Regions from separate parts of the Mus musculus genome. Here regions 2 and 3 are each linked to region 1. The links are chromatin loops, found by intact Hi-C in ENCODE. Cell type or tissue: heart. All regions are shown on one strand. Region 1 holds the start of Gna11 (guanine nucleotide binding protein, alpha 11). Region 2 holds the start of Gm16104 (predicted gene 16104). Region 3 holds the start of Gm48552 (predicted gene, 48552).

Evidence for each region. A loop is a pair of places that touch in the nucleus more often than their neighbours do. Peaks named below come from ENCODE experiments on the same cell type or tissue, not always from the same donor. Only the 100,000 strongest peaks of a DNase experiment are listed, where the experiment ranks them.
Region 2: a loop joins it to region 1, with 3.0 times the contacts of the local background. A loop is called at or near these places in 8 of 42 quality-filtered maps.
Region 3: a loop joins it to region 1, with 2.7 times the contacts of the local background. A loop is called at or near these places in 12 of 42 quality-filtered maps.

What each region holds. Positions count from the first base shown.
Region 1 is chr10:81,541,500-81,549,499 of GRCm38, forward strand. Gna11 (guanine nucleotide binding protein, alpha 11) reads right to left here and starts at 3,663. Exons shown (of 7, transcript NM_010301.4): 1 at 3,293-3,663. The coding sequence starts at 3,428. In heart, no CTCF peak of the experiment used is centred here; DNase peaks (open chromatin) are centred at 462, 1,415, 2,372, 3,732 and 1 weaker place; H3K4me3 peaks cover 3,465 bases; H3K27ac peaks cover 3,932 bases.
Region 2 is chr10:81,405,089-81,413,088 of GRCm38, forward strand. It overlaps Nfic (nuclear factor I/C), which reads right to left. Exons shown (of 10, transcript NM_008688.3): 3 at 4,523-4,594; 4 at 3,247-3,321; 5 at 3,018-3,141; 6 at 2,467-2,591; 7 at 1,001-1,126. It overlaps Gm16104 (predicted gene 16104), which reads left to right and starts at 4,487. Exons shown (of 2, transcript NR_152732.1): 1 at 4,487-4,677; 2 at 6,282-6,491. In heart, CTCF peaks have their summits at 914 (motif pointing left), 2,710 and 3,876 (motif pointing right); DNase peaks (open chromatin) are centred at 2,643, 3,993, 6,153, 6,673 and 9 weaker places; H3K4me3 peaks cover 5,550 bases; H3K27ac peaks cover 7,113 bases; H3K27me3 peaks cover 1,016 bases.
Region 3 is chr10:81,386,047-81,394,046 of GRCm38, forward strand. It overlaps Dohh (deoxyhypusine hydroxylase/monooxygenase), which reads left to right. Exons shown (of 5, transcript NM_133964.3): 2 at 1; 3 at 367-443; 4 at 1,194-1,434; 5 at 1,661-2,306. The coding sequence ends at 1,977. It overlaps Gm48552 (predicted gene, 48552), which reads left to right and starts at 4,271. Exons shown (of 2, transcript NM_001384181.1): 1 at 4,271-4,538; 2 at 4,743-5,509. The coding sequence starts at 4,337. The coding sequence ends at 4,948. It overlaps Smim24 (small integral membrane protein 24), which reads left to right and starts at 7,018. Exons shown (of 4, transcript NM_001099917.1): 1 at 7,018-7,113; 2 at 7,738-7,849. The coding sequence starts at 7,047. Gm48551 (predicted gene, 48551) reads left to right here. Exons shown (of 6, transcript NR_168929.1): 2 at 1; 3 at 367-443; 4 at 1,194-1,434; 5 at 4,313-4,538; 6 at 4,743-5,509. It also overlaps Mir6913. In heart, a CTCF peak has its summit at 3,939 (motif pointing right); DNase peaks (open chromatin) are centred at 3,495, 3,945, 4,595, 7,565 and 5 weaker places; H3K4me3 peaks cover 1,302 bases; H3K27ac peaks cover 2,092 bases.

The DNA.
Region 1 (8,000 bases):
TGGAGAGGAAGAAGCAAGCCCATGCAGGTCACCACGGCTACAGCCACCTCAGATAGGCCTCGCCACAGAGTGGGGACAGCACTGCACTCGTGGAACCCCCAAGTCCTTAGAGATACAACCTGTCCCCTCTTTTGGAGACAGGGTCTCATGCTGCCCAGGATAGTCTTGAACTCCCTATGTAGTTGAGATGATCTTGAACTCTGGATCTTCCTGCCTGCACTCTAAACACCTAAACACCTGGTTTGTGTGGCGCTGGGGATAGATATGTCTTTCTGGGAATCAGTTCAAGGATCTCACGGGGGAGGGGCAGCGCATCCTTGGCCTCCTGGGATGGCCTGAAGCCACCAGGATCTGGAGACAGAAGCAGTAAGTAGAGATCCAGCTGAGGCCTTCTTCCCAGGGCAGAAGTCAGGCCCAACCCTTGGGCCACCCCCGCCGGATCCCCGGCCTTTGGCCGCCCAGCCCACGGCTCGGGACAGGAAGCTGGGAGCCAACCTCCTGCTTTATTTAGAAAGCTGGGCCCAGCCCTGCCCGGCCTCCGGGACAGGGATTTCTAAGCGAAAGTTCTGGGTGGCTGGCTCCCCAGTGACAGCACTGCTCTGCCCCAGCCTGGAGCCACACAGGGAAGCAGAGGTCCCTAGGGTCTGCAGAGTCTGAGGCCATAGGAACCTCTGAACAGCCTGATTAAGTGTGGAACTGGAAGCCCTGTTGGCCACAGGGTCGCTCCTGGTAGTCTCATGCCCATCACTGCTCACCACCAGAGCCACCTAAGTGTCCCAGGACAAGCCTGGAGCGTGTCACCCTCCAGTGGGGAGGTGCACACAGTTCCGTGTGGCTTCAGTTCTGAGAACTTGCACTGGCCACCAATTAGTTTTGCAAGTTACTTTATATCAGGTACCACCATGCACAACTCCAGGGGGGTGCCTCAGCCTAGGTACACTGAGTGATGTCTAGGGATGCAGCTCACTACCCTGCAGTGACCAGGACGCCCACCCCAAGAACAAGCCTGCAGTCAATGCTCTGCCTGGCTGAACAATCTCCCCAGGCCACACAGGGACTGGAAGAACAGGAGGAGGATATAAAACCCACTCCCAGACTGTTTGCCACAGATGCACACCAGGTATGACGATGGCGGCTTCAAACCTGGGGAAAGAGGTCAGAGTCCTGCACACAGAGAGGAGCTCTTTCCAAAAGGACCACTCGGGGAATGGGGCAGGGGGACCCTGCCTGCTCCAGAGGGCAGGGCTCCAGAAGAGCAATCCCTGCCCTGCTTCCACCTCAGGCGGTAGGGCACAGGGTCTCCACCCTCCAGACAGCTGATGTAAAATCAGGGACAGCCAATCAATGAGGCAGCCTGCAGGAGGGTGGAGCAGGTCTCACCGAACCCCCACCCCCAATACCTGGGACAAAGAGACTGCTAGAGAACCAAGGTCATGGTCACCTCCTCCGGGAAGCCCTCACAGCAAGACCCTGAGCAGTGCCCAATGCTCACTCCCGTCCTCCCTTTACCCTTCTGCTCTTGTAAAGCAAATCCCAGACTCTACAACGGGCGCAGGACCCTTCTGTGGGAAGGGTGTGACTGCAGACACAGGTGCCCTGAGGGCACAGGTGGCAGTTAAGAACCAAATTGCCTTGGGTAGAGGCAAGGTGCTGTGTGCAGGTCAATGCAGAGTCCTTCAGCTGCTGGTCAGCTTAGCCAGGCCATAGCACAGAGGGCCAGGGAGCACTCCTGAATCCGAGGGGACTTCAAGGCCAGCTTTGGGGACAGGACAGAGCTGGGATGACACACTATTGGGCTCAGCCAACCAATGTCATCTTTACCTGGCAGCTGCTGACCCCCTGCAGAGGTGGGCTAGGGCCATACTGTGGCCCCCATATGACTACCCTGGGGCCACTGCTGTTTGCTCTGGGCTGCTCTGTCCTCTTCTTATCCCATCCTTCCTGGAAAGCTGCATAGAGCTTTGAGGGAATCCCACCATGCTGGAGAAAAGTAACCAAGGCTCCATGACCCTGAGAACCACACAGGCCACAGCAACAGAAGACAGCGTGTACTCCTACCTGACATCTCTCATGGGACAATTGGAGTATCACTGCCCTCCACCCCTCCTAGTCAAAGGCTCCCCACAGTCCTTTCCTCAGGTTCTCCAAGGCCACCCTTTGTCCTGGGTCCCCATTCTTGAACTGCATGTAGCTCATCTGGGATCTGGGAGGGGCAGGCAGAGCTCCCCAGTCTGTTTTGTAAACCCCCACAGGGCCCAGGCTACCCTGTCCTCATTTTGGGCTCTTATTTGGGGTGACAACAAGAGGACCTGGGCTCCCTGGCTCCCAGCAACAGGTGGGCCTTGAGGAGTCAGAACCCCAGGAAGTGACAGACACACATTGAGCTTCCCTGGGGTGGGTGGGGTGTGGAGAGGACAAGACTGGACCCCCAGGAGGCAGGACAGGGCCAGGGAGGCTGCAAGGCTGACTGCTGTCAACCTACTGGGTTCCGGCACAACAGAAGCCCAAAGAAGAAAAGCCACCCACTCCAATGTGGAGGAATTCAGAGGATCTATGGAAAAGAGAGGGAGACTGAGGAGTACCCACGAAAGCAACAAGCCAGAAGCAAAGCAGGACCATTTGGGTGTATAGTCCTTGGAGGTAGAGAGGAGGGTGCAACCCTTTGGGAACTGTCTTGGGGAGTCTGTAATCCAAAGGGGCATCATGAGAGCAAGACAGCTTACAGGGCTCACCGGAGGCTATGTGGGGACAATGGAAAGGAGAGAGCCTACTTGGTGCGGCAGGGCCAAGGGCCACCTCCGTGCAAGAATTCTCAGGAGCGACAGAAAGCAAGTCTCCCAGGGTCCTGGGGCCCAATGTGGCCAGCAGATGCAAAATCTCACCACAGATATCAGAGGCAGGAGGCTGACCCCGAATGAATCTAAGGCCTGGATAACAGAAAGGCTGGCCACAAAGGGTCGCACAGGCTGAGCCCAGGGGACCACACGGGAGAAGCTGGCCACCACAGGCCCAAGCCACCTGCACTGCTCAGGGTGCAGCGATCCCGGAAGGGCTGACCGCTGCAGGGCAGCGCTGACTAGTTGCCCCGAGGACATCCGAGGTGGCCCGACAGGCCGTGGGCAGCGGTCTGAAGGGGTCGCACCCGACTGTCACCGCGCGCTACTCGCCGGGGACCAGAGACCGCGGCGGCTGCAGCACCCTGCGCGCGCGGAGACCCCGGCAAGGCCCGGATGCCCCGTGCACCCACCCGGTCCCCGTGACAGAGGTCCCACGGCACGGGCACGCAGCTCACCAAGTAGCAGCAGCTTGAGCTCGCGCCGGGCGTCGCGCTTGTCCCGCCGCAGCTGTTTCTCGATCTCCGCGTTGATGCGCTTCGACTCCTTCACCTCGTCGCTCAGGCAACACGCCATCATGGACTCCAGAGTCATCGTCGCGGTCCTCCGGCTGCCGCCGGCCCGGCCCTACCTCTTCCCGGTTCCCCGAAGGCCACGGCCCGGCCCCAGAGGCGCGTCCACCGTCCGCGCCGTGCAGCGCAGCCGCCGCCGCCGCCGCTACCCGCAGCCGTCGCCACCGAGCGCCGGCGCCCGAGGACCTGAAGCGCTGCCACGGGCCCCGGGACGGGCAGGCGGCGCGGCCAATGGGAGGGGCCGCACGGCTGCGCGCGCGCGCGCGCCGCAGGGACAGGACTTTAGGATCGCCTGGGGGCGGGGCCTCGCCGCTCGGGGGCGGGGTCTGGAGGGCGCAGCGCAAGCGCGCGTGGGGTTGCGTCGACGTGGGAAGGGGTTGAACGGTTCGCGGCTGGGCGCGGACGCCGAGGATTGTGGGAATGGGGAGGACTCGGAAGCCCGAGCTCGGTTCCTTTCGGGAGGCGAAGCGAGGCTCGGCTCGGGGAGGCGCCGCTCGGCTACACTCGGCTCCTCTCGGCTCGGGCAGGCGCCGCTCGGCTGCGCTCGGCTTCTCTCGGCTCCCCGAGGCTGTGCTGAGAGCGCCAAGAGAGAGGCTGCAGTTCTCTGGAGCGAGGCCGTCACCGCCTGCGGATGTGAGAAAACGCCCTGACCGGCTCGCTCATCCATTCCTAAGCAGGCCTATCGTGTGCCAGGCAGAAATTCATGCCCTACTGTGTACAGTACATTCATGCAGCACTCGTTAAATACCACACAGGTCACAAGTATGAACACAATGCTTGCTGTAGAGTATACACTGATGCGGCAGCCTGTGGTAGCTCAGGCATTAATATCACATCTACTGTATACCAAGCCTTAAGGAAACACGCATATGTAACTGCCACATTCAATATAGGGTATACAAACCAAGTGTTTTTCACATATACAACGTATGCCAAATATGAATGCTGTGCCTGCCGTATACCACATATTGTATATAGCTCCTACTGTGTACTATGTGCTGATGCAGCACAGTACCTCCTATTAATATGCTGCCTGATTTCATATATATATGTGTGTGTATATATATATATATACATATATACATATGTCATATATGTGTGTATATGTACATATGTGTGTATATATACATACACATATATGTATATATGTATATGTGTGTATATATATACACACGCACACACACACACACATACATACATATATACTGTCAACCAGGCTTACTGGCAGGTGAAGAATAAGCATTATTAACAGTCTGCCTGCTGTATACCAAGCACCAATTTACGCTGTTGTTGTGCATGTGAACGCCCATGAATGTGGTTTGCATGTGCTGGAGTGGAACCCACCCCACCCCCGCCCCCCGCATGTACCAGGCAGGTAAGTTCCCTGTTGGTGGGTCAATCTGAGTCCCCCAAGTGTAAACTAACTCACAAACCTGAGAAGTGTTTTCTACCTTCCAGAAAGAGGCATGCGTACCCAGTCAGCACTCAATCAGGGCATGTGTCAATAATAAGAGACTACAAAGAACTTGAAAGTCAGGCCTGTGCTGCATGCGTTCCTGTCCCAGTCCCTGCCTGATTGCCCAGCCTTGAGATAAGACGGCAAGGGGAGGGTCAAAGTCTTCATTTACTAGCTGATTGGGGTTGTGGGGAGATTATTCCTCTGAAACTCTCCTATCAGGGCCTCTGTCCCCACCCCAGGAGTTCATGGCCCAGACAAGGGGCTCCCGGGTGGCCCAATGTGGTCAAAGTTCCTCTTGCAGCTCATAGGCGCAACCCCTTGAGCCTTGACCATCCCAGTGCTGGAATGACAGGCATATGCCATGATGCCTGTTCACATTTATCTTTGTGTGCATACATAGTTTCCTTTTCTTAAAATAATTTAATCTTATTTTACATGCACTGATGTTTTCCTTGCCTGTGAGGGTGTCACATCTCTGGAGCTGGAGTTACAGGTGGCTGTGAACCCCCAGTGGATACTGGGAACCAAACCTGGGTCCTCTGCAGGAACAGCAAGTACGGTACCACTGGGCCATACTACCCTCCAGCCCCTGTGAGCTGTTCTGTTTGGATTCATGGGTTAGGGATCATCACCTGGTAAATTGTCGGCAAAAAAGGGTTCCAAGCAGCCAGGCCTTGGCGCACGCCTTTAATTCCAGCACCTTGGAGGCAGAGGCAGTTGGATCTCTCGTGAGGTTCAAGGTGGTCTGGTCTACAGAGTGAGTTTCAGGACAGCCAGGGGCACACAGAGAAACCCTGTCAAAAGGGGCAGCAGGGTGGAGCTGAGGGGAGTACTCCGCTCCTAAGAGGACTTTCTAGGCAAGCATGAGGACCTGAGTTCAAACACAACACCCACTGATGGCTGCACACACCGGTGACCCCACCTCATCCCCACACTGAGGTGGAGACAGATAAATCCAGGTACTCATGGCCTAGCAGACTGGCGCAGGGCAAAGAGGCAGAGGGCCATGGTGGAGGATACCCAATGGCCAGTGTGCGTCCACGGGGGTGAGCACACCCAAGGCCATGTGCAGGTACCACCGAGGAAGGACAGACTGAGGCTCTGTAAACCAGACTGGCCCGGACTGCAGCTTCCTCCTGCCTCACCCAGTTTGGGGTTGGTGATTCCTGTGCTCCGAACTGACCCAGGATAACTCTTGTTCTCAATGACGGTGACACCCATGGTGGCTCAGGTCTCTTTTTTTCTTCTCCAACATAATTTTTCTTATTATTTGGGGAGTTCATATCATGAACCCTGATCATACTCACTTCCCAACCCTCCCAGGTCTACCCCCAACCTTGTGAGCCCCACCCCAAAAAAAGAAAAATTTAAAAACCCACAAGTCCAGTTTGTGTTGCCTGTATAATGTGCACTGGAGCATGGTCACATTCCCTGGGGCCAGCCCTTAGAGGAACTGAGTCCTTCCCGACCTGTATCCTGCCAGGACTCACTTGGGATACATCCTTTTTTTTTTGGTTTTTCAAGACAGGGTTTCTCTGTGTAGTCCTGGCTGTCCTGGAACTCACTTTGTAGACCAGGCTGGCCTCGAACTCAGAAATTCACCTGCCTCTGCCTCCCCAGTGCTGGGATTAAAGGCGTGTGCCACCACGCCCAGCCTTTCTTTCTTTCTTTCTTTCTTTCTTTCTTTCTCTTTCTTTCTTTCTTTCTTTCTTTCTTTCTTTCTTTCTTTTTGTTTTTTTGTTTTGTTGTTTTTTCGAGACAGGGTTTCTCTGTGTAGCCCTGGCTGTCCTGGGACTCACTTTGTAGACCAGGCTGGCCTCGAACTCAGAAATCCACCTGCCTCTGCCTCCCAAGTGCTGGGATTAAAGGCATATGCCACCACTACCTGGCATCCTTAACAATTCTTTAGAGATCTGTTGAATGGCTGTCTGTCTAGGGTGTTACTTTTGTGGGTAGAATGGGAGCAGGGTTTGTCCAGAAGCCTTCCATGTACCTTCCCCTCAACTGTGCACCAGTGCTACACAAGTAGCCTTTGCAGTTGGGAGTACAGAACATGGACTTCCATGTGGTCTCCAACGTCAGCTAGTGCCACAGACATCTGTGTGGCCCTCAGTGATGACACCTGGTAGCTCAGCTTGGGAAGCTGAGACGGGTAAGTCTCTGAGTTCAAGAATAGCCTAAGCTAGTGCGTTCCAGGGCAGTCATAGTGAGACCCTGCCTGTGGAAGAGAGAGAGAGAGAGAGAAAGAGAGAGAGAGAGAGAGAGAGAGAGAGAGAGAGAGAGAGAGAGGAAAGAGGAAGGAAGGAAGGAAGGAAGGAAGGAAGGAAGGAAGGAAGGAAGGAAGGAAGGAAAGAAGGAAAGAAAGAAAGAAAGCCCAAAAAGCTTAGCCCTATGGTACAAGCCTATCATCCCAGCAACTGGGATCCTGAGAAAAGAGGATTACAAGTTTGAGCAGAGCAGGAGAAATTAGAAGTTACCCTGTGGTGTTAGTGAGCCTGAGTTTCAAAATAAAGAGCACTGGGGATTATCACCAACACCAGAGGGAAACTGAGGCCTGAGCAGAGGCAGAGGCCTGAGAGTACACCCCCACCTAGAGACCTAGGCCCTAGAGACAAAGTCTGGCTGCCACACCCTGCAGCCGCCTAGCTGTTCCCTTCTTTCTCAGCCTTGGCCTGTGAACCCCAGGGATGGAAGGTTTATGGGTCCATATTGGGCTGGGGACAAGGCCACTCCCCGTTTCAGAGCCTGGACAAAGGTACGGATACCACAGAGGCCTTGGAAAGTTCTCAAGAATGTACTGGGTGGGGAAACCCAAGACCTTCAGACAGCCTGGAGAGGACCACACCCCCCCAACCTGTGCCCAGCCCTGAAGAGCTGTCCTCGACCTCAGCCACTTTTGACATGTGGAGCTATCACCTAGGAGTCCCAGAGGGCAGGCTTTCCCCGTCCTGCCAGAATTAAAGCATCTTTAGTTCTCTCCTTTACTTTTACGGTTTTTTTTTTCCTTTTTAAAAAAATCTCAAGACAAGATCTCACTATACAGCCCAGGCTGGTCTGGAACTCACAGTGATTCTCCTGCCTCTGCCTCTCAAGTGTTGAGATGACCACCTTGAGCCACATGTCTGGCTATGGCTC
Region 2 (8,000 bases), 140 kb before region 1:
GATGCCATAGTGGTCCCCAGCAGAGCAGATGGCTGGTGGGTGAGTGCAGCTCTGTGCCTCACAGGCCCTTTCCACAAAGAGCCAGGCAGTAAACCATGAAAAAGGACACACACACACACACACACACACACACACACACACAAAAGAAAATACAGGGGCTGGCAAGATGGCTCAGCAGTTAAGAGCACTGACTGCTCTTCCGAAGGACCTGGGTTCAAATCCCAGCAACTACATGGTGGCTCACAACCATCTGTAATGGGATCTGATGCCCTCTTCTTGTGTGTCTGAAGACAGCTACAGTGTACTTACATACAATAAATAAATAAATCTTTTTAAAAAATAAGAAAATACAGAGCCTGGGTGTAGTCTACAGAGCTTTCCTCAGTACACAGGAGCCTGTGGCAGGAGGATTGCCATGAGTTCAAGGCCAGCCTGAGCTACAAAGTGAGGTGTTGCCTGATTACAACTAAATGTCCAATAGTCTCCACTACCTTCACATTATGCTGTGACATCTGCTCTACCCCTCCCAGGCCTCCAATGAATCCACTTCCTGTCTCTCCAGTGTCCCTACACACACACTTCCCGTCACAGAGCATACTTGAAATACAACCTACAGGCCCTCCACACTGTGGGATGTCAGAGCCTTGCTCCTGTTCACAGCTGTGTAATATCCCAGTGTCATCAGGCATCACTAAGTCCTCTCTCCACAGTGGCCGCCCACCCCTTCCCAGTCCTGCGGTAGATGGTCACATGATCGTGTCTCTCCCCTTGCTGGGCTCTATCAGGATCACAGAGTATGGCTAACCTGGCATGCAGAGATCTGAAATTAATGAAGTAGCTGCTTGGAATCAGGTGCTAAACAATCCTTCTATTTCACTCTACAGGTGACACTTGGCGCCCCCTACAGGTTGCATCACCAAAGGGCAGGCCGTGCTCAGAAACCTGCAGCCCTTTCGTGGCTGTGCTGGTGACAGTTGCGCCTCCCACAGGTGACACTCACCACTGTGTACCGCGATGACCGGCCTGTGGTGTTGTGTGAAGCTGGAGAGCCGGGGGGAGTCCTGGGGGGACGGGCTGTTGAATGGAGATTTGTCCATCTCTGTCTTCTTCACCGGGGATGAGATGCCTGTGGGGAGGGGACCCAAGTCTCCATCTCTGAAGGGCAGCAAGTGATGCCACACATACCCCCCAAGCCCAAGGCTGTACATGGGAATGGGTGGGGGGAGACACTCAGAATGTCCTCCAGTGGCTCAGGAGAGGGCACAGTAGATAATACACAGCCACAGACAGGAGCAAGGCCCTGACATGTCTTCACGGCAGGTTCCTTCTATTTTCAGAGACTTTTCTCTGTTCCCTCGGGGACTGATGCTGGGGCTGACCACAGTCAGATGCTTGTCCCCTACCTCACTGGCTCAGACTAGTCTCCAACTCATTGCAATCCTCTTGCCCCAGCTGCTCAAGTGCTGGGATACCAACTACAGTCTGCTCTCACCACCCTCATGTCAGCAAACACACATCACAGGTTGAGGGGGGAAAGACAACTGTGGACACCTGCCTCCCTTGGGGGTGACACGGGAAGCAGACTACAAGGGATGAGGTCAGAGTCTCTAGGAGCAGCACCCAATGTGGCCGCAGGGCCCCACTGTCCCTGTCAGTCCTCCTGACCTCCCCAGTCAGACGTCTTATCCACGGTCCCCCAGGGCAGCATCAGCTCACACCCCTTCCTGTCTAGACTGTCCCCATTACAGGCTCATTAGGGCTACTAAGTGGATTAGGGCAGCCTGTCTATGTCCAGCCTTTGGCGCCGGGGCCTGCCAGTGCCAGGCGAGGTCCCCACACCCCCCATGTGCCCCACCCCCACCAGCCAGGCCTCAGTTTCTCCCAGCTACATCCTAGCCTGTGGAGAGCTCTGGACCCTCCCATCCCTGCCCTAGACATTGACTGGAACCAGAGACTCTGCTCCCCTGGCTGTGGGGGGGAGGGTGTCTCACAGCGCTGCAGGGACCAAGCTGGGGTTTGTGGGCGACTAGACCCCTCCCCACCTACGACTCCACCCCTCCCCACCCGCGGTGCTTCAAGAATGGCCTTGGGGTGTTGCAAATGTGGAAACGGAGGCTTCAGAGGCTGGCGTGACCAAGAGGCTGCCAGGCTGGGCTCGATGACTCCTGTGGGCTGCAATCTCAGGGGTGCGCAGATGAGGTCCTGAGATGCCCAGGGGGGCACCTGGAACCAAAAGCTGTGGGAACGCCGAGTTTCCGGACTTGGCTACCGGACGAGGTATACAATTCCCAGGAGACCCTGCGACTCGGACCTGCTTCTTACTTATGGCACCTGCAGTGTTCGGGCTGGAATATCTAGTTTACAGTAAGGTAACACACGGCTGGACTACAACTCCCTGGAGGCCCTGCAATGTTAGCTTAGCTCCTGCCACGGGTGCGTGGGTCCTAACTGTGCCTCTGGTCTTACCTCCTTCTATGTCTTCCGTCCAGTTGCGGCTGCTACTCGTGGGTGAGTTGGGCGACGTGTAGTAGTCGCCGCCGGGGCTCGTGTCCACGTCCTCTTCCATCGAGCCCGACTTGTGCCGCTTGCTCCTGGAGGGGGCGGAGATAACAGTCCGGTGGTTACCACGGAGATGGTGGAGGAGTTGGCTAACTTCCCATTTGTAGGGTGAGTCATCACAGGACCGCATCCTGTCAATTACCCTTTGCTAGAGACACCGGGACAGAAGCGAGAGGGCACCCCAGTGTCTTTGCAGGCTGTCATATGGGAAACACATCACATGATCAGCTCTCTGTCCCACAAATCTCAGGAGAAATTTGTTGGACTCAGTGGCCTACCAGGGCTCGGGGAGAGGGCACTAATTAACTAAGTTTTGATGGATAAATAGTTTATCCGCCCACTTGTAAAGTAAAAACAGGTGTTGCAGACAGAACAGTAAGTCAGCTAAAGTGAGAAGGGGAGGGGACAGTGGGGGAGCTGAGACCAGATGTACCCAGCAGGGTAACCTTGGCACCTACCCACTGGAGGAGGTGCTGGGTAGAGTCCTTCTCATGCCGGCGCTGGCCGGGTTCAGGTCATATGCCAGGTGACCCTGCAGCTCTCCCAGTGAGAAGTTGGGTCCGGTTCCGGTCACCACAGGTGCTGGAGAAGGAGATGGATCCCATGAGGGGGCAGGGCGGAGTCCCGTAGCCCCATGTGACCAACCCAAACCCTGAAAATGGAGGGGTTGAGGATGGGGACACTCACTCCGAGACACTTGGATCAGCTCCGTGACACTGAACACACCTGACGTGACAAAGCTCTCCTGGAAGTCTGTGGTGTCTGGAAAGAGCACAGAGTCAGAGGTCAGCCGAGATGGCCACCTCCTTTCTCCATAGTGTCCCTGCAGCAAGGGTAACGGCTCACGAGGGGCCTGCAACCCCTTACCCTATCTGAGCCCTGATGGTCACATGACATCTGCACTCACGCTCAGCGGTCACGTGGATGATCCGTCCCCCTCACTGGCAGCAAGTGTTTTTTACCCACCAGTCCGTTGGGATCTGCGCTCTATGCTGTGGTGGGGACGTGGTGTGAGTGCCACAGGGCTGGAAGTAGCTACGACGGAGAACTACACAGCCATGAAGCATAACGGACTTGGGAGATAGGTCTGTGGGGATGGTCGTTCTTGTGGATATAGACTTGGTATGAGCGAAGAGTCTGTAACTACATAGTTGGCTTCATTGTGGGTGGGAGCTGGGGCGGGCTGGACCCAACTACTGCAAGTGAGACGCCATGGCACGGACAGTACAAGGTCCAGGCGTGTAATCGCAGTCACCAGGGCTGAGCCAGCAGCAGGGAGCACACAAGGCAGAGCAGCAGTGGGACCGGCCCCCAGGGGGCAGCACCGTCCACATGCACTGAGCACCGCCCTTGTGGCTGGGGTGGCCCTGCTGTGCCCAATGGAAGTGTCCCACCCGTTTCCTGCTGACCCAAATGGTGGCGGAAGGGGGGGGATTTCCTGTTTGTACAGCGCCCACCAGGCCCATGTCCAGAGGCAAGGGAGTCCTGAGCACTGGGATCCTCCCTTGGGGCCCCACCTTCTTCCAGTCTGGTTGAAAGGGAAGAGGCAGGAAGAGGCCCAGGAGGACCCAGGGTCATGGCCGGGGTCACTAGCCTCCTGGCACTGCAGGGCTCAGGGCCTTGTCTCTCCCTTCTGAGCCCAGTAAAAGGCTTCATGCACTTCTCTCATCTTCCCTCCCCTCCCTCAAAAAACCTGTGTTGGCAGCAAAGGCCCATGATGTAAGGAAAGTGCTGTCCAATCACCAGAGAGATGTGAGCAAAGCCCCCCACCCCCAGGAAACAGGACCCCTCCCGCCCCGCAATGGGGGGCTCCACCCTGACCACGCCCCCTAACTGGGGTATTCTAGGCAGGGCTCCACCCTGGCCATGCCTCTTTTCCCCCCACTGCTTCGACACTCCCACTATTTAGTTCAGGCTACCCTTTTGAGTCATAATCCTCCTGCCTCAGCTCTAGCTGACTCACCCAGCGTTATGGGCTTGCTGTCCTCCTGGTCTGAGCCCACACCTGTCCGGGGGCTGCTGCTCTGCTCCGCATCTGCCAAGAGAGGAGGGGACAATTAGTGACACTACAGGGACGTCTGATCCTAGTTCTGCCATTTCTGTGCTGTGTGGCCTTTGGTAAGTGACTCCTTTGGGCATCAGCTGTCTGCCTATATTATGGGGGGAGGGGGGGAGGCTGAAGACAATAGAGATATCCTGGAGGCCTCTGGGACCCTTTCCTCCTTGACTCCCCCCCACCCCCATCCCATGCTTCTATCATGAGGAAGGGCCTCATGTAGTACAGGTTGGCTCCAAACTCCTGCTTGCTCTCCCCACCTTTAGTGCTGGGGTAGTACATGTGGTGGTGGGGCTTCTGTAGAGGGACCTAAGGAGCCTCCAGGCTCAGTGTCAAGGGTCACTCTGGCTCCCCCTCCTGCACTCTTCCCTCCATTTTATGTAAAAATAATTCCCTCCCTGACAGACAGTGACCTGCTGTGGTGTGTGTGTGTGTTAGACAGTGAGTGAGTGGAGGAGCAAGGAGGAGGGAAGGATACAGCCTGACCCTGAGCCTCAGTTTCCCCTAGCAGGGGCACAAAGGATTAGTAGGACTGCCCGGCTGCAGGATTGTGGGACAGTTCCAGCTCCTGTGCTCCTGCATGCGGCCTCAGATACAGGGGAAATGCCCACTAAAAACTCACCCTAAATCCCAAGGTCACCATAGTAAGTGGGGCCCAGAGGTCAGGGGTTCATTCATAGAATCTCTCCTAAAATTTTGAAAGTGAACCATGGTCGCATGCATGCTGGGAAAGCACTATACACCCTGACCCTCTCTCCTCCTTGACCCTCCTCCCTGACCCTCCTCCCATGCACAACTCCTCCCCTGACCACACCCCAATAAGACTAGGTGGCCCTGGCTGGCAGGTGTGGCTTCCTGACTGAGTTGGCTCCCTCGCTTTCCCAGTCCACTCTGCTCATGTGCAGCCCACGGTTTCGCCTCCCCAACAGGATGTGGGCACTGTGGCCACTGCCCTGTCCTTCCCCAGTAGCTGGGGACTCTAGTGGGAAGGACACAGGAGACCAGGGTCTGTGAGGGAATATGAGAGTGGCCAGCAGTGAGGGACATATGGGGACTCCAGAGCAGCTTATCTTCCACAGCTGTGACTTGACTGTCATTTCTCAGGGCCTCCAGGGCCATCATGTGACACTGATGGGCCTGGCCATGGCAGGTATGTTAGGGATGGCCATGTTACCATGCACCCCATTCCTTCGTGGGTCACTAAAGGTCTAAAGATAGGAACTCTGCACTCAAGATGCAGGAAGGAAGGGGTAACATGATGCATGGAGTACTACGCATCTGGGAGTAGGAAGGAGGCCATTGGAGCTCATCACTGGGGAGGGAATCCTTTGTCCAGCCTGCGTCCGTCCTCCCTGCAGCCCAGCTGCTTCTGCCAGCTGCTGGAGCACAAGCTCCTTCCTGTCCAGGGACCTTTGTAAGGTGCTCCCTTTTTCCCAGCATGCCACGGTGCAGGATCAGGAAGCTTGGAAATCCCCTTCCTCCTCCCACGCACATCTGGTTGAGTTCCAACCTGCTAGGGACCCTGATCCCCTGACCCACCCTGTGCCTCTGTCTCTGCGAGTCTGGCATAAGAATGTGCTCTGTTCATTCCCCACACATCCGACGCCTTGTCCCAGGAACCCACAACCAAATGCCACGGGGTTCCTAATCGTGGATTTCTTCCCAGCAAATCTGCAGGAGACACAGCGTGACGGCTGGACTGGAGGTGGCCTTTCCTGAAGACGGCACAGGCAGATAGTGACACAAACGGTCACCCTTGACCCACCCACAGAAGCTAACATCAGCCTGGCTGTGCTGTGTGCCTTCAGGAAGAGCACTTGACAGTGCTTAAAACTCCCGCCAATCCACTGTTGCATAAATAAAAGTGGGGCCAAACAGATGGACACAGCAGACATGCGGGGAGCCCTGGGTATGCAGAGGCGGGGCTGAACTCCCCATCTGGCTGGTGCTTTCCAGCTACAGCAGGCCTGGGCCAGAGCCAACTCATTTTGCTGGCCAAGTCCTCCCAGGGGTCCTCCTGGCCACCGACAACCCCACCCAACCTCCCCGTGGCCCGTGCTCTGGCTGGTGGCCGAGCCTAGGGGCCCCAAGGGGATGTCCAGGTCTGGTTACTCCGTGCTATGGCTGGGGAGACACATGGAGGCGCAGGGCTGGTGGACAGGCCACATGGCCAGTGACATCACTAACTGGGCAGCCATTTCCTCGGGGTTCCAGATGCTGCCGTGGCCTGGGCGGCCATTTTGTGGCTGGGGAGGGCCAGCTGGTACAGGCAGGAACACAGTGCCAATACCTCCCCAAGTGGGGGGGGGCGTGGCGTGGCAGGAAAGGGATCCCTGTCCAGGGATGGTGACCTGCTCAGCAGCCTCTGGGCATAAGCAGAAGGTGCCAAGCTGGGGCATGGGGCCAGGTGGTCAGGGTGGGGGATGGGGCCAGGTGGCCATGGCCACCCTTGACCTGGCAGTGACACCAAGTCCCTGTCACCCGGGTGGCTCCTGGGCTTTGAGAGTGGAGGTTAAAAATACCAGGCAGACCCTGGTCCTTTCCAAAGTCAAATGTGTCACCCGCCAGCGGGAAGAGCTGAAAATAACCTGTGTTTACACTCAGCAGAGTCTTGGCTTCCCCGCCCCACCCCCCTTTCTTGGCCAGTCCCAGGACTCCCATCTGTGGCTGCAAGAGGGACAGCCAGGCCAAAGCCATGCAGGGGGATCTCAGGGGTCCTCTCACCTCCCCTTCCCTGTCATGTCCTCAAGGCACGTGAGATGAGAGGTTAGCAGCCTGGGCTGGGAGATGGGGAAGGACAGGCCCTGTGCTGGGTGGCTCCGGGCCAGCAGGGCCATCTCGGAACCAGCTACAGACTCAGGGTGACCCTCCCCATCGTCGTGCCATGGTTTCCCATGCTGGAAGAAGACACCATCGCAAGGACCCATTTACCCTCTTCCACAGAGGGTGCTCAGTGCTCGCTGCTGCATTATGGGTGGACATGGAACAGGCCTTCTACAAACACAGGGCTAGGAAACCTGGAAAAAGGTTGGATTCACAGGGAAACCACGAAGAGTGACAGGATGGAAAGGGGTGGGGCCAGAGAAGCCCCACCTACCCTGCTCTCATATCTGAGAGGACACGAGTGGGGCCTGGATGAATGACTAGGAGTTTGCTAAACCGTACCCCAGCCCCTCACTGGAGGATTATAGACGGAGCTCCACCCTTGACCACGGCCCCAATCCCCTCTCGTGGGGAGGCGGGACTCTTCAGTCCAGGTCAATGCAGACATGCAGTTGGGCTGGCTGACCCTGGGGTCAGTGGGAGCTGGTGGTGGTTGGGGGCCACAGCTGGTAATTCTGAATGATTCCTTTTCTGAGACCCTTTGTGGTTTTCCTTGGGCCTC
Region 3 (8,000 bases), 160 kb before region 1:
GGTGAGGAAGGGCAGCCCAGTGCTGTGTTCAGCTCTGTCCCTGGGGCACAGATGGGTGCCGCACAGGGCTATGGACAGCGCACGGGGGTGGTCTCCCCAGCAGAGATTTTGCTTCTGAGTTGGGACCTATGCCAACCTGTTCTTCAGGGACTTGGAATGCTGTCCCTCTGCCCAAAGTCTAGTGATGACTTGTCACTCCACCCAGGGGCACTGGCTGGGGTGGGTGGCTTTAGACCCGGCGGGCCAACTTCTTGAGTTAAGGATTCGGATTGACCAGCTCAGAGGCTGTTGGCCCAGCTGTGACCTGGGAGACCAGTCAGGTGTTGGGCATCAAGCAAGCTCCTCTCTACTGATTTGTCTCCTCAGGGGAAGCCCTGGGGGCGATTGGTAACCCGGAAGTTCTAGGCCTCCTGAAGCAGTATTCTACGGACCCAGTGGTTGAGGTGAGGAGACTCTGACTGGCCCATCTCTGCCAGGACAAGCTCTATAGGCCACATCTGGTTACTAGGGCAACCTCCTGGAAAAGGAAACTCTCGAGATGGGGGGAGGGGCACCTGTAGGGTCTCCCACAGCTCTGGGTCCCCAGCTTTGAGAATTCTACCCTTGTCTGTTCACTGTCGAAACCTATGACCTATATGGTCCTTCCCCTTGCTCATACTGTACCCACAAATCTACTTTCTACCCCTGGATCCCCCTGTTCTGTACATTCCTGTCACGGAGTCTGCATTGTGTAGTCTTCGATGTCTGTGGCTCACTGAGCACCATGTTCCAAAGGTTGGTCCATGCTGTGTTGTCAGAGCCTTGCTCCTATTCATGGCTGAGTAATACTCCAGTGTGTAAGGGTGCACTGTGCAGGTCCATCTATTATTGCACCTGTGGCTGCTGGGCTCACCTCTGATCTCTGGCTTTGTCCTAGCATGTGGGTCTCAGGCATGAGTCTGTCCTCTGCCTGCCTTCCTGCTTCTCATACCCCTTGCTTTTCCTGTGATGACCAACCCCAGGGCCTTTGCACAGATTGCTCTGTGTTCCCCCAGGTCTCCACCAGTCCCCAGTGCCGGCTCTTTGGTCTATGTCCAACCTGAAGCTACTCTGCTTGGCTCAGCCATAAGTCTAGGAGAGTGGTGATTGGGCAAGACATGCGCCCCATGTCCCTGTTATCAGGACCCATAGCTGCCTCTTTCTGCTACTTATAGGTGGCTGAAACGTGCCAGCTCGCCGTTGGTCGTCTAGAGTGGCTACAGCAGCACCCGGGGGAGGCCACATGTGCAGGACCCTACCTCTCAGTGGACCCAGCACCCCCTGCAGCAGAGCAGGATGTGGGGAGGCTGCGGGAGGCCCTGCTGGATGAGGCACGGCCACTCTTTGAGCGATACCGTGCCATGTTTGCCCTGCGCAACGTGGGTGGCAAGGAGGCTGCCTTGGCCCTGGCTGAAGGTGAGGCTGGAGCATATCCCTGGACCTGGGTGATCTCTTGTGCAGCCTGAGGGGCAGCTGTCCCAGGGCCACCTTCTCCCCATCCAGGTGCCCCACACAAACCCTGGGGACTTTACCTGGCTGCCTAACCATAGTGGTCTTGGTGTGTCCCTTCCTTGGGACCCTATGTGCCCACTGTTTCCTGCCCAGCTCTCCTTACCCTGTTTCCTCGGCCCTTACCTTGCAGGCCTGCAGTGTGGCAGTGCGCTCTTCCGCCACGAGGTGGGCTATGTGCTGGGTCAGCTGCAGCACGAGGCAGCCGTGCCCGGGCTGGCAGCCACATTGGCGCGGACCACTGAGAGTCCCATGGTGCGGCACGAGTGCGCAGAGGCCCTGGGTGCCATCGCCAGACCTGCCTGCCTGGCTGCATTGCGAGAGCACATTGAGGACCCTGAGCAGGTGGTGCGGGAGAGCTGCGAGGTGGCCCTGGACATGTATGAGTATGAGAGCAGCCAGGATTTCCAGTATGCAGACGGGCTGGAGCGCCTGCGGCCACCACCCTAACCTAGCGCCTGGCTGCCTGCCCTGGGGCTGCCTCCTCTGCTGCTGCCCTGGCCCCGGCCATGTGTGCTGTGCCTCACATCCAGATTTAGGGAGCAGAGCAGCTGAGGGGCCCTGTGTCCCACTCGCCTCACCTCCTTGCTGGGTGCTGTCTGCTCTGTGGTTCTGTGTCTCCCATGCCCTCCACCAGCAGAGGTGGCAGTGCAGACGCTTGCAGGGTTGGGAAAGTTGTGGGGGCAAGGGTGTGTGGGGTACACCTCCCATCTGGGTCAAGCAGGGAGTACAAGCCAGCCCCAGCGTGCTGCATGAATAAAATAAGTTATTTTTCACAAGTGCTGGCTCCTGCTGTGTGGGGACAGTCATGTGGCCTTTGGGGGGTCACAGAAGAAGGTGTTTAGTGGTACAGCTACAAGTCCATACTGTGGGTTCCCATCAGGCTCCCATAATTCCATGCTGGCTGGGGCACCCACTTCCCTGGACGCCATTCACCTCTGTAAATGTTGACACAGAACGTAGCAGCCCACAGCCATCTGTTCCAGCTTCCAAGACCTGGAACTCAGGTGTCATACCCATGCACATGTCACCTGGCAGGTGACCCCTGCCCTCCCCTGCCTTGTGTGCTCTTCCCCAGGAAGGGGGTGTGGGCTCTGGATTGTTCCAAAGTAAGTGTGATTTGTGTCCTTGCTGCCATGTTTGCTGAGCCGAGAGGCCAGAGGCTGGCGTGGGCAACTCCCAGGTTTTGTTTACTTATTTGAAGCATCAACTCTCGCTGAGCCTGGAGCTTGCTGAGTCAGCTGGGCAGTAGCATTACTAGGGGTCATCCTCCTGTTTCAGTCCCCTCAATGCTGGAGTTACAGTTGTGGCCACCATGCCTGGCTTTTCCATAGATCTCGGGGATATGAATTCAGGTCCTCACAGTTGCATGATGAGAACCTTAGCCTGAGTTAGCCCCCAGTCCTATGTGTGTTCTTTAGACATGTGAGCCCAGGTCCTGTGCAAGAGCATCCAGTGCTCTGACCAATGAACTAACTCTTGGTCTTTGTTCCTCTCCAGGCTGGGTTTCATGTAGCCCAGTCTGGCCTTGAACTCCAACCTGAAGTATAGCAGAGGGTGAGTCTTGGTCTCCCTCGATGCCTGTGATAGGAGGTGGGAATCATGTCCAGGGTTGGTTTTTGGTTTTGTTTTAAATCAGAGGGTGCAATGTTAGTTGAAGGCAGCCAAATTCATGGCAATCTTGCCTCAGTCTCCTGGGTGCCACTCTTCCTGGCTGGTCACTTTGTATTCAGCACAGAGAGGTTGCCAAGTCTCTTCACTTGAGTTTTCACTCTAGATTCAAATTCCTTACCTCCCATTTCTCCCCATCATAGCTTAAACTTAGGCCACCATGCCTGGCCACTGTGTCCCAGGAACTGCCCATGGGAGCCCTCCTGAAAACCAAGTTACAGAGGCCTTCCTTCCCTTCCCTGATGCCATCTGACCTGGCCATCTTCCTTCTCCAAGCACCACCCTCACGTGACCCCTCCTTGACCCCTGGCTTTGCTCTTTCTTAGCCTGGCCGGCTGCCTAGTTCTCTTTCCAACTCCAGTCCTCTGTCTTTGTTCCTCCTCTGCCTGATACTCTTTGAGCATGAAACATGTTACAGACTGCAAAGACCACTATCTGGTGCCCATCCCAGCTGCAGTGCTCTGCTGCCCCTGAATGCTGGGCTTTTACCGGATGACTGCACACTTGAAGCCAGTGGCTTTGTACATGGACTTAGTGGTCCTGTGATGACCAGCCCCTTGCTATAAGGAAATCTACCCTACCAGAGCTGGGATAGTCACAGCATGGAACTCTCAGAACTGGAATTTGAACCCTGTCTCTCACAGAGTGCTAGGTTTCCCCCTTCTAGAACCTCCCAGCAAGAAGCCATTGTACCCACTTACTCCCACCGTCTACACACTGTCCTCCCCCACAGTGGCCGCCAGAGGACGCCCGTGAGCAGAGTATTTTTCTGCCTGTAGCTACCCGTGGGTTCCACCCTGCCCTGTCCACCCTGCACAGTCCCCATTCTGACCCCTCATTGCTCAGTCGGCCACAGTGGCATGAGCCCCACCCCCCCCACCCCCCACATGCTCACCGAGAGTACCAGGCTCCCGACTGCCCAAGAGCTTTGCACAGGGGAGCCCTCTGCCTACCCTGCTCAGAGAACTCTGCCTTTGAAGGTCCTGGGGTCAATGTGGATGTGCACGTCACTTCTGGTGAGGGGAACACTGATCCGGACAGATGGCCTGGAGGAGCCGTTCTAATCCTTTTAGCTCATTCCCTAATACTCCCGTGTGTGGGTCACCTCCCTCAGGCTCCTGCTGAAGGTGTCTCAGCCATGGCAGGGTCAGTGGATGAAAAAGAGGCCGAGGACTGGAGCCCAGCCCCTCCGATGTATGAGGAATACCGGCCACCCGCGCTGGATGCCATCCGCCTGCCTCGCTATGCCCTGTATCTGCTGATGGCCGCTATCCTGGTGGTGGCCGTGGCCTATGCCATTGTTGGCCACCTCATCAAAGATCTAGCTCATGACCTGGCTGGTGAGCCACTTTCCTGCCTAATCCATCCTGGGCTGGGGTCACAGGTGGCATGGGATGGAGCTCCGGTCTAGGCCAGGGTCGGCCCAAGGGTGGTCGTGGCCAGATCAAACTATGGCATGGGCGTGGCCAAGGTCAGGGGGAGCAGTGGGCTTGGTCAGGGTTTCCGCGGCCAGTCACGACCTCACCAGCCACTTGTCCCTGCAGACTGGGCCTTTGGCCCTAAGCCTGACCAGGAGGAGGAAGGTTCCCGGGAGCTGCGGGCCAGCTTGGCTGCAGAGGACCTGGAAGAACTAGATCTTCAGCTGGCCCTGGCCTGGCGTGGGGAGGATGACCCTGCCCGTGCTCCTCGCCGCACCTCCATTGCCTTCAAGGACCCGCCGGTGCAAACCAACTTTTGGAGGCTGGACTGACCTGGAGGAGTGGCATGTGTGACACTGGTGGGCCTGGCAGTTCCCTCTGCCTCAGTTGGACCACCTGTGTATGTGACAACATAGGGTTTGGCCAGGCTGAAACTCAAAACTCCCCTCCTGGGCTGGAGTGCTCTGATTGCAGACTCCACTTACACTTTATTGACTTGGAGACAGGTTCTCCATGTAGCCTAGGCAAGCCTTGAACTTGATACATAGCAGAGGACAACCTTGAACTCCTGATCCTCCAGTCACCATCTCCTGAACGCTGGGATGACAGATCTGGGCTTCTGTGATACTGAGGAGAGCCCAGGGTCTCCTCCAAGGCTGTGCCAGCCCGAGGCCCTGACAGCTTCCTTTCTTCCTTCCTTCCTTTCTTTCCCTCTTTCTTTCTCTTTTGGTTTTTCAAGACAGGGTTTCTCTGCGTAACAGCCCTGGCTGTCCTGGAACTCAGAGCCATCACCTGCAACATTTTTTCCTATGGATAATTCCTTACACAGTGTTTGCTGAGAGGAGAAAAGAGTGAGGCCAAATTCACATATAAATTAAAAGCCTATCTGACTATCCAAGTGCCATGACCTTTTTGTCTCAGCCCTGTCCCACACGTTCTCACAAAACCCTCCTGGGTGCTGTCGATGAGCCCAGTAGCACAGACTGGAAACTGAGGCAGGCCACTGAGAAATGTCTGGGTGAAGGTCCCTCAGCTTATTGTCACACACAGCACGGAGTAACCAAGCTGTCATCCTCAGCATTCAAGAGGCTGAGGCAGGAGGATGGCACATTCCAGGCCAGCCTGGACTAGGGAGCATAAGGAACCATGTGTGGTAGGTCCTCTCCACAGGGCTTCCCCCACCTCAGCTGGTGGGCATGTCAGTCTGGGCTCCTGACATCCCACCTGGGCTCAGATCTCTCAGCTCAGGACTCCATGAGTATACAGTAGGAGCTTAATATAGATAGGCATGCCTGGTTGGGTTCCTGGTGACATCTTTAATCCCAACACTCAGGAGGCAGAGGCAGGAGAATCTCTCTGAGTTCGAGAGTCTACAAAGTTAGGTTCCAGGACAGCCAGGGTTACCGTGTCTCAAAAAACCAAAATCAGGAAAAAAAAGCCAAACCCTTTTTCCAAACTGTGTGAGACCTGCCTCAAGCTTGGTATGTAGATGAGGATGACCTGGAATTCTTCATTCTCCTGCCTCCACCTCTGAATGCTGAGATGACAGGCATGTATCATCCCACCTCGTTTCTGGGGTGCTGGGGATGGAACCCAGGGCCTCATGCAAGCTGGGAGACTGCTCTGCCTCTGAGCTACAGCCCAGCACACAGTTTTATTTCTGAGACAGTGTCTTGCTCTGGAGGTCAGATAAGGCCTAGACCTAACCATCCTCCTGTCTCAGGCCTCTGTTGTGTGGGAATGACGGGCACATGAGGACATCAGTGCCCCGTTTCCTTGCTGTCTCCTGCACGTGCGCAGGCTGTGGCTGCACCCGTGACACTTCTGGGTGGGGTCCTCCTTTGCCCAGGTGAGGCTTGATATCTAATCAGCTTGAGGCCCAAGGTTGAGGGCAGAAGCCTGTGCCCTGTCTTTGTATGTTGAGATGTCTGGATGCTCTGCAGGCAGGTGTCTCTGCCATTGCTTTGAGGGTCCCCCTTCTAGGAACGTGGTGCTCCCTGCCTCCTTTGCAGCCTGGTGCTCACAGAGCTGCCAACCCCACTGGGCTGACCTACTAGACACAAAGTTGCCAGGCTTGTCCCAGCCACCAAGCCTGACTGCCACACTTGGTTGTGTGCACGTGACAGCGTGGACGTCCCATCTGTGCAGCCTGACTTCTTACAGAGGACTCTAAGGACCTGTCCCTGGGGCTGCTGGTCTCCAGGGAGGGGTGCAAGGTGCGGGGGAAGGGACAGTCTAGGTTAATATTAAACTAGCCGCAGACTCTGCCCTCCAAAGATGCAGGGGTCTGATGCCAAGCAGGCATGGGAGGCTGGGCCACAGACGGCAGGTTCCCCACCCCGCCCCGCCCAATCACTGTCTTAACCCCACCCGAGCCCTGTGCAGCTCACACCTGCAGCTGAACGTCGGCCCATATCCAGTGTGCTGGCCATGGACACCTTGGGCAGGCTGCTGCTGCTGGCTACACTGTTCCTGACACCCGCTGAGGCCCAGCAGGGTAGGACTAGGGTGTGGAGCCCGCGCTGGGTGGGTGTTAGGAACTGGGGCAGGGGCTCTTCAGCATCTCATTTCCCATTAGGAGAAACTAAGGCAAGGCAGGAAGAGGAAGTGAAGAGGGCACTGGTGGGGACGAGTGCTCTCCAATGACTCCTTCTGCCCTGTCTCTGATCTAACATCCTTCTCCCCTCTCAACGCTGTAAGCTAAGGCCACTGCCCTTTTCCAGCTGGTCCTCTCAGCTCCTTCAAGGCCTCTCTGAGCTATCCCCCCCCCTCGCCGCCCCCACTTCCCCCGCCTCCTCAACTACTTTATCTAAAAGCCTCACCCCTTAGAAGCCCAGCTTCTCCGGGAGGCGCGGACCTCCTTTACAACCTCTGCCCCCTAAGCCCCTGGCAGCTCCTAGTCTTGGACGTTCTTCCTGATTCCCACCTCTTTACGCCTTTTCTAAGCCCCGCCCTCCAAGACCCGCCTCTTTCCGTTAACGTCTTCCCCTCTCTCCCGCAGACCCCTCTGCTCCCAACAGACCCTTCTTTTTCCCTCTCGCAGAACCCACTTCCCCTGCAGGCTCCCCTTCCCCCTGCAGACCCTTCGTTTTTTGTGTCTGACTTGTCTTGTCCTTTGCAGCCTCAGAGCGCCGCCTGAAGCCTTGGCTAGTAGGCCTGGCTGCAGTAGTGGGCTTCCTGTTTATAGTCTTCATCCTCATGCTGGCCAATCGTGTCTGGTGCGCCAAAGGCAGGTGAGGACCTGCCCCTGTCCCACGCAGGGCCTCCTTGACCTCCCCGCCCTTCTGTGCTCCCTCCCAGGGTCAGCCTGGAGGTCATCTTGCTTTGCTGCCCTGTTGATCCCTTCTGATTCTTGGCGTTCATGACCTCAGTTGGGGATACTGA